Regions from separate parts of the Homo sapiens genome. Here region 1 is linked to region 2. Evidence: chromatin loops called from intact Hi-C (ENCODE). Cell type or tissue: ovary. All regions are shown on one strand. Links, peaks and the distances in the headings refer to the core of each region. The heading gives the core; the rest is flanking DNA.

Region 1 (4,402 bases), core at 203-4,202, 830 kb before region 2:
AAAAGCTTATGCATGAGAGTGCTTCTCTGCACAGTGGCATGTTGCAGACAGAGCTGAGTCCATTATCCCACCCGGATTTACATTTGAGAGCTTTATACCAGAGAGCCAGGACAAAATTACTCCTAACCAACACAGACTTCTTACTCTCAGAGCCTATCTTCTTGGCTATATTTTATAGTGCCAGTGAAGACATGCTGGCAACTGTCCCATATACAGCTTGGCATTAGAGTACAAGGTCTGTTAATGGCGGTGGCAGGCATTATTATTTTATTCTGTTTTTTACTTTATTATTATTATATTTTTGAGACAGTTTCACTCTTGTTGCCCAGGCTGGAGTGCAATGGTGCAATCTTGGCTCATCACAACCTCTGCCTCCCCGGTTCAAGCGATTCTCCTGCCGCAGCCTCTCGAGTTGCTGGGATCACAGGCATGCGCCACCACGCCCAGCTAATTTTTGTATTTTTAGTAGAGACGGGGTTTCTCCATGTTGGTCAGGCTGGCCTCAAACTCCCGACCTCATCTGATCCTCCCGCCTCGGCCTCCCACAGTGCTGGGATTACAGGCATCAGTGACCGCACCCGGCCTATTTATTATTTTTTGAGACGGAGTCTTCCTCTGTCGCCCAGGCGTGAGGGCAGTGGTGCGATCTCAGCTCACTGCAACCTCTACCCCCTGGATTCAAGTGATTATCCCGCCTCAACCTCCCGAGTAGCTAGGATTACAGGCATGCACCACCACACCTGGCTAATTTTTGTATTTTTAGTAGAGACGGTGTTTCTTCATGTTGGCCAGGCTGGTCTCAAACTCCTGACCTCTGGTAATCTGCCCACCTCGGCCTCAAGTGCTGGGATTACAGGCGTGAGCCACCATGCCCAGCCAGGCACTATTATTTTAAATCAAGGTAAAAGGTCAGTTTTAAAAACCGCCACTTGGAGATAAAAATAAAAGGCTCAATATATTCAGAACTGAGTTTTGGGCAATCTGGTATCCCAAATTATGTGAATATTCCGACACTAACGGCAAATTGAGAATGTGTACTATTTTCAACTCTCAAGGACAGGACAAGTCAATCACTATTTTTATGAGAAAATATATTCTAAGCTCCAAATAAATTATGAATAAATCTTTAAACACAATCTGTTTTCACTTGGCCATCCTAAGGATCTTTGTTGTAGGTTTTCCAGACTGTCAACTGTCCCCTTTCCTTCTCTTGGGATCTCCCATTTAGTTTGGCTCAAAGTTCTATCCAATGTCACTCAGCTTATATGGTTTGCTACACTACTTTCTGTATTCTCCTTAAACTTCTTAGCTCTGAGTCTTAGTTGTGGGTTTCTTCTATTAATAGATGAACTTGACGTTTTAGACACTTTGTTTTGGTTTTGTTTTCTTTGCTTTTTTTATTTTAGCCTATTTGGTAAAAGGAAAGAGAATCATGGAATGTCTTGTCTGCTTTTTTTTCTTTATTAAAGATGCTGTTGTTTTCTGAGCAGCTTTCATTTTTATACATCCTTTTCTGGATTTTTACAGTGAATCCTTATTAAGCATTAGCTACATATATATGTAAAGCATATTTTGGGTTTCAGGATGGGGATCTACACCTTCCTGTTAAATAGATGTGTCAAACCAACCGATAATAGTTATGATATTCAGGGCTTTTCTACTTCAAAATGTTTTAAAAAACCCAAAAAGCAAAAACCCCAAACCACTGTATTTTAGTATGTTTTGTTTTTCTGGCCAAAGAAGACATGTTCCAGCAGATGGGGCTAGAAATCTACATATGATTCTTGTTTTAGGAGCATCGCATGCTCTGATCAGAACATTTTTTTAAAAATTATACTTTCATTTACACTGTATTACTGAAGAAAATTAGTGTGTTACAGCAATGTTGCTTCTATAGTGATATAATACATTTACATTTGGTCTTTGTCCTTGGTTCCCAGTACAGACTCCTAAAAACCCCTGTAATTTTCTAAGTGACAGGGGCATTTTTGGTTGTAGTATTTGCTCTTTGCCTTCAGTTACTAACACAGAGCTTCTAAAAATCCCTTGGAATTTCACGAGTGATGGGAACATCTTTTGTTTTAATGAGGTGACTCTCAGTGGGTCCTGGACAGCTTCAGGATGGGGGGTGGTTACCAGAAAGACCAAACTTTGATTAGAAGCTTAGAACTTTCAGCCTCACCCTTAACTTCTGGTGGACGGAGAGGGGCTGGAGATTGAGTTAATCATTAATCATGGCTTACACAATGAAACCTCCATTAAAAACACCCAGATGATGGGGTCTGGAGAACTCCTGGGTTGATCAATGCATCCATGTGCCAGGAGGGTGGCACAGCCCAGTTCTATGAGGAACAGAAGCTCCTAAGTTCCAGGCCCTTCTTGACTTCACTCTGTGCACCTCTACATCTGGTTGTTCATTTGCATACTTTATATAAAAAACCCAGTAAACATAAATAAAATGATTCCCTGAGTTCTGTGGGCCATTCTAGCAAATAATCAAACCTGAAGAGGGGATGGTTGTCATAGAGCTGGTTGGTCAGAAGCACAGGTGTCAACTGGGAGGGCAGTCTTGTGGGGCTGAGCTTAACTAACTGGCGTCTGCACTAACTCTGGCTAGTGCTGGAATTGAACTGAATTGCAGGACACCTTGTTAGTGTCTGGAGAATTGGAGAACTGGCTGGTAGGAGGAGGAAGAGGTCCCCATATATTTGATGTCAGAAGTACTGTGAGTAGATAGATCATACTAAGGAAAAATGCCTTTTCTCCTGTAACATACTGATTGGAGATTAAAGCTATAAAAACACAGATACATTTTACGTTACCAAGATCACGCTTTATCCTGTAAGTTTTTCTGACTACAACCTATAAATCATTAAACATAGTACATATACACATATATGCTTACACACCAATTGCCACAAAAGCTTCACAAACCAGTATTTACGTTTATCATGAGCAATGTATTCTGTTATTTTCTATTCTATTTCATTTTTCAAAAAAATGGTTAACAGTCCACCAGTGATTCTGTAACACAGTGCTATTAGCCTGAAAACATTCTCCCTGGTGTCGGGCTCCATGCCACTCAGACCTGCCGTTCCCATCCTCTGCTGTTCTCTTCAAAGACTGGACATTAACAAGAAGCACTGCTATTATTGTTTTCTTGTTTGTTTAGTGACAGGGCCTCACTCTGTCGCCCAGGCTGGACGGAGCGAGGTGCAGTCACGACTCACTGCAGCCTGGAACCCTGGAGCTCAAGCGATCCTCCCACCTCAGCCTCTTGAGTAGCTAGGACTACAGCTGCGCACCAGCAAGCCCGGCTTTTTTTTTTTTTTTTTTCCAAGTCTTTTAGAAATGGGAGTCTTGCTATGTTGCCAGGCTGGTCTTCAACTCCTGGCCTCAAGTGGTCTTTCTGTGTCAGCCTCCCAAAGCACTGAAATTATAGGCATAAGCCACTGGATCCACTATTGCTTTTAGGAATTGTAAGCCAAAGGGATGTGGGTTGAGTATCTCAGATTATGATCTCTGAAAATGAGACCAGGTAAAGATTTAATTCCAACAGACAGGGTGACTGAAACCTCATTCAGCCAACTCCAGATGCACGCTGTTCTGCAGAGCTGAAAAGATGAGCTGGGTGCAACTATGGGAACAAAATAAAGTCCACATGCTTTCTGACACAAAGCAGAGTCTTTTCCTTGTCTCAGTCAAGAATGGTATAAAGGGTTTACCATTTTGATGGTATAAAGTGGTATAAAGGGTTTACCACTATGATGGCCGTATAAAAATGGAGTGGCCCTCAATTTCGGGCAGAGGAAAGTCAGTCTTTGGTCCTGGGGACATATTACCTAGTCATGCCAAGACTGCTTTCTCTATGAAAAGTAAAATCTTCAAAAAATGATGTTCCAAAATTACATTATCTCAGACCACTTTAGAAACATGATTTTCTTCTCTTTTTTTGAGACAGAGTCTCACTCTGTCACCCAGGCTGGAGTGCAGTGGCATGATCTCAGCTCACTGCAACCTCCACCTCCCGAGTTCAAGAGATTCTCCTGCCTCAGCCTCCCGAGCCGCTGGGATTACAGGTGTGCACCACTACGCCTGGCTAATTTTTGTATATTTGTAGAGACAGGGTTTCACCATATTGGCTAGGCTGGTCTCGAACTCCTGACCTCAAGTAATCGCCTGCCTGGGCCTCCCAAAGTGTTGGGATTACAGCTGTGAGCCACCGCCCAGCCAGAAACATCTGATTTTCTATTATTTCCCTGTGCTTTCAGAAAGACAGCATGCGACTTGCTCTTGCCAAACTCCAACTGAAGTCATTGTCTATCATGTTACATAATGTCTCCTATAACAGAATCCATGAAATAACTAACTCCTTAATTTCAGTGCTGGAAAAAGTTATTTC
Region 2 (4,402 bases), core at 271-4,270:
ACATTTTAGAGGACCTGGAATGTAACGTGAAGGCAAGTCTTGGCTCAATCAACATGAAAGAAACAGTCTCACTTCGGGTTTATTACAGACACATATTCATGGTCTAATCAGCATCTTTAAGCATGATACACAACAGACAGTTTTTAAACTCCTTTATATTTTTAAGGCAATTTTTACAGTTTTAGGGTTATTTAAAGTCAGTCCCTGCTTATAGATGCCATAATACTATTCATTCCTATTCTTTTACATTGATATTTATTAGCCATGTCAAAACTTTCACAGATTTTTGTTTTGTTTTCCTTTTCTTGAATGCCTTCCTATTTCCTACATTTTTTGTCACAATATATCTGCTGCAATTGCATTTTAGTTTGTTTATTCTCCTATCACTTGCCCTCAGAATTCGTATATATGTATATATGTGTGTGTATATGTAACAGACTGTACGTAGTCAGCATTGACGTCATATGTCAGCACTGATTAAACTGCAAAAAAAAAGTTTAATTCCTATGTCGTCCATCTCTAAAATGTTTTTTTTATTATTGACGGTCTATTCTAGTTCTTATCTACACACATACTCTACTTTCAACTTTATATCACATTTTTACTTAGCATCATACATTTATTTTTTGATACGGTTACATCACTTTTGGTTAAGATTATATATGTATAAAATTTTCTTCAACTTTTTTATAGTAGTGAGCATTTATGTCTTTTTAATTATTTGGTATTACAAATAATATTTCCAAAACCACCTTCATAATACATATTTCCTCCTTTATGTTACTTCCCCTAAAAAATGACTATTCAGAAATGGGAAATGGAGTCAAAGTTATTTGCCAAAGGATACTACCAAATTACAACTTTTAGTAATACATAAACACAGAGGTTGCATGAAAACTTTTTTTTTTATGTTTTAGATTTCAAAGAAAGTTTTCCTGTATATCCTCTCAGTTGACATTCATAATTATCACAAAACTTCTGTGATGACCTTAGTGGATTATTATTCTAAATTCTACAGAGGAGGCTCACAGTCGAGTGACTTTTCCAAAGTGACCTTCGTGGAACTAGAATAAAACTCAGACCTGCCTCAAAATATAGTGGTGCTTCCACACTGCTGCAATTCCTCTATGACCTTTTAAATAAAAGTCTTCAACTTGAAAATTCTCCAACTTCCTTAATTTTTCTTGACTCTTCTGTGTAGAAGACTTTGAAAGTCTTCACTCCAGACCAAGATTTCAAAATATTTAACGGGCCCCTGCATTTATTTTTTAGAATGTTGTTAGGGCAAGATAAGCTCTTACAGAGAGAATGCTCTCCAGTGAGATACAATCATTCAGTTAGAAACATCATGCATCTCATTTATAATGCATTTCTTATTCGATTAAAAAGATGAACTCATGAGCATCTTTGGACAGATAGGCTGCGCAGGCTGGAAGGAGGGCAAACAAGTAAGCTTACTACAGGCGCTATGCTCAGGCAATGCAACAGAATGTTCAAAATGCAGGTACATTTACTACCCTAAAGTAAAAATAAGATGACTAAATTTTGCAGAAGATGTTTAAAATAAAATTTTGAGTGAGATGTTTACTTTTCTTCAAATGTCAGGGAAACACAATGAAGAGAAAATGGAAGCATTTTGAAACATACCCAGCATCACCAGAGGTCTCTGCCGCCGAATGTTGAATTAGAATCTCCTCTCCACGACTGGCTACTGAGCGAAGGAGACTCTTCTGCTCGGCTAATTCCTGTTCTAACTCCTGCTCAAGGGAAAGGACAAACGCAAACACATTTGCTACTTTATGATTATTGCCTACAATCATAGTTCTAGCTATAAAATTCTCAGAGAACTTCGGTAGTGAGCTTTTAAGTTTGCATATTGCATAAAGCATGAGGTTTATGTAAATATTCAAATGTGTCTCCAAAGTACTCTGTAGTGTTCTTTTGCTTTGATACAGGATACCTCTGAAAAATCTGGGGGTTAAAAAAAAAAAAAAAACCACCAATGGGAAAAGAAAATTTTGCCGGGCAATAGTGCCCTCAAGTGGTACAAAATGTACTCTCATTTTTCAAAATCAATATTGTCATGCTAAAAGGATAGATCCTTGGGAAAAGTGGCTTTTTAAGTTCTCCACTTAATTGATAAATTAGGTTATCAATAGATTTGGCTTTAATTCTTCATTATTTATAATAAATCCTCTTGTTATTTGAGAAAATAAAATATTTGAATATGCTTTTTACATACAGTTAAGGTACCAATGAGAAATCATTCTTATTCATCAAAGTTCATTTGTTTCACTAGGCAACAATTAGCAATCCTATTTTGTAACGACATCTACTTGAAAGTAAAAATACAAACTGCATTCATTAAAAAAAATAACAAACATGCAACTTACACTTTCACCAAACCTCAAAAGGCTTTCCTGAGATTTATATTAAAATTAAATAGATTCAGAGGGCAAATCTGAAAACAGAATAGGTATCTCTGGTAAAGAAGATGAGAGCCATGTTACACTATTTGTAAACCTAAACACAAGCTTTTCTTAAAGACTGGATTTTCAAATGACCAATCATCCCAGTGGTCATGAGTCAATACACTGAAACACCAACATCTTGCTTCATTCAAAGAGAAGATAAAGAGACACTCTGTCTTTAGTACAGAAGCAACTTGTCTGTCCTTCTGAAATATGCCTCTCAGGTTCTTCTCTGGGCAGATCTGCAAGCTAGAGAGAGGTAGGAAACACTTTACTTTTTGTTGCTGGAGACTGCTCTGCCGCTGCTGGGTCCATGTGGTGCGAGCTTGGGCCAGCCATTCCTGGACGCCGGGGCTCTGCGTGGCTGTTAGGTCAACATCGCTCTCCTCCTTCTCCTGTGCTGTTCCCTGCTTTTAACGAGGCAGAAATCAAGTCATGCTACACACCGGAAAACCTTAACCAAAGGGGAGAGAAGGCTACTTTGGTGTGATCTATGTAATGATACCAAAGTGGCTCCACTGGGATGTGAAACCACATTTTTTAAAAAAAACAGTAACACAAAACCCATCTAAGTTATGGCATTTGCAGGAGCAAGAACAACATACAGATAATCACACATAGAACTGTTTGAGGGGAAAACCCATATATTTAGAGGTTAGTCTTTTAGCTGACCAATGTGGTCATCAGATATTCCAGATTTTTTTTCCACAAAAACATAACTCAAGATCCTTTGATGAGTTTGTTTTTTAAGTCACACAAAGGTAAACTGTTTCTCAAATGATCATTACCCACAATAATTGTGTCTCTCCCGTGAAAGCATTACCCTGCCTTATGTCACTTTCTCTAATCCAGGTCCAGACAATGAAAGATTTTTAGAATAATCTTCCTAAAAATTTTTCTAAAAGATTATTAATCAAAGACATTTTAATGTCTTTGAGAAGCAAAAAGTTCACTGTTCTGTAAGGCATCATACTCTCTGGAATTCAGTAAGAACTTAAATTTGATTCTCAGTTCATATGGGAGAAAATGTACTGCAGCATAGAGGCAAGGAGTCTAAACAAGGGTTTCCCAGGCCGGCTGGACATCCTCTGTTCCACCTTTCACAGACCAGGTCTTGACCTCTATGTCACAGAGCCTCACCTCCACCACAGTAACTCAAGTCCCAAGACACTGAACTAGGCAGGAAGCCTCATCCCTGATACTGGTCTGTGTAAACCTTCTGTGTCTACCCTACTAGGGCGATAGATTTAAATTATTCCTAGAATTCTCTATCTTTGAGAGTCTGCTGTTTATATAATAATATTTATAGACTGACCTACATAATTAATAGACTGTACTCAAAGATGAAAACTCTTTAAGAGTCTTTCTTTCAGAACCATCAATTAGCACATTAAAAAAAGTCATTTACTGTGGGCACGTGTGGTTACCATTTTACAAATTCAAAGCTTAATTGAGCCTTGAGAGGTCAGTGGTGTGATTATTAAAGGTGAGATCTCTGAAAAAGTACCCTTCACTCCCTCCATCACCATCACCAGAAACTGGCCCATTGCTAAGCTGGCTTGGAGAAAGTCTGACTAAAGGAGAAAGACCAAAGTAATGACTCAGCACCTAGGCAAGAGTTGATCCTTCCTGCCTGATTATTCTAATGGAATTTGAAAGGCCCTAAAATGTTGCACATCAAATGGGATTAGTTCTGAATGAGAGCTTTTCTACTCACATAGATTCATCTGTCAAAGGATAAATTATAATTTCAATATAACTCATTCACTACTTAATAAGCACTCACTAGACACTGTTCTAGAAGCTGGGAGTGTTTTGGAAGCCAGATGAGGGCCCTGGTGGGGAGTTAGACTATAAACAAACAGATAACTGAGCTGAAGATAAGGCCTACAGAGACTGATAATGGGATAGAAAGTTTTAGGGAGGCCTAA

What was found. Hi-C counts contacts between places; a loop is a spot of excess contacts. Peaks named below come from ENCODE experiments on the same cell type or tissue, not always from the same donor. Only the 100,000 strongest peaks of a DNase experiment are listed, where the experiment ranks them.
Region 1: it touches region 2 in a loop (6-fold over the local background); 15 of 110 quality-filtered maps call a loop at or near these places.

Annotation. Positions count from the first base shown.
Region 1 is chr6:151,439,376-151,443,777 of GRCh38, forward strand. The region is part of intron 2 of RMND1 (required for meiotic nuclear division 1 homolog); the gene reads right to left. Among named protein-coding and RNA genes, the nearest start is that of RMND1, 11 kb to the right of the region's middle. In ovary, for the core only: a CTCF peak has its summit at 1,780 (motif pointing right); no DNase peak of the experiment used is centred there; H3K27ac peaks cover 1,290 bases.
Region 2 is chr6:152,266,409-152,270,810 of GRCh38, forward strand. It overlaps SYNE1 (spectrin repeat containing nuclear envelope protein 1), which reads right to left. Exons shown (of 146, transcript NM_182961.4): 99 at 2,747-2,878; 100 at 1,648-1,757. Among named protein-coding and RNA genes, the nearest start is that of SYNE1-AS1, 110 kb to the right of the region's middle. In ovary, for the core only: CTCF peaks have their summits at 2,025 (motif pointing left) and 2,238; no DNase peak of the experiment used is centred there; H3K4me3 peaks cover 519 bases; H3K27ac peaks cover 1,622 bases.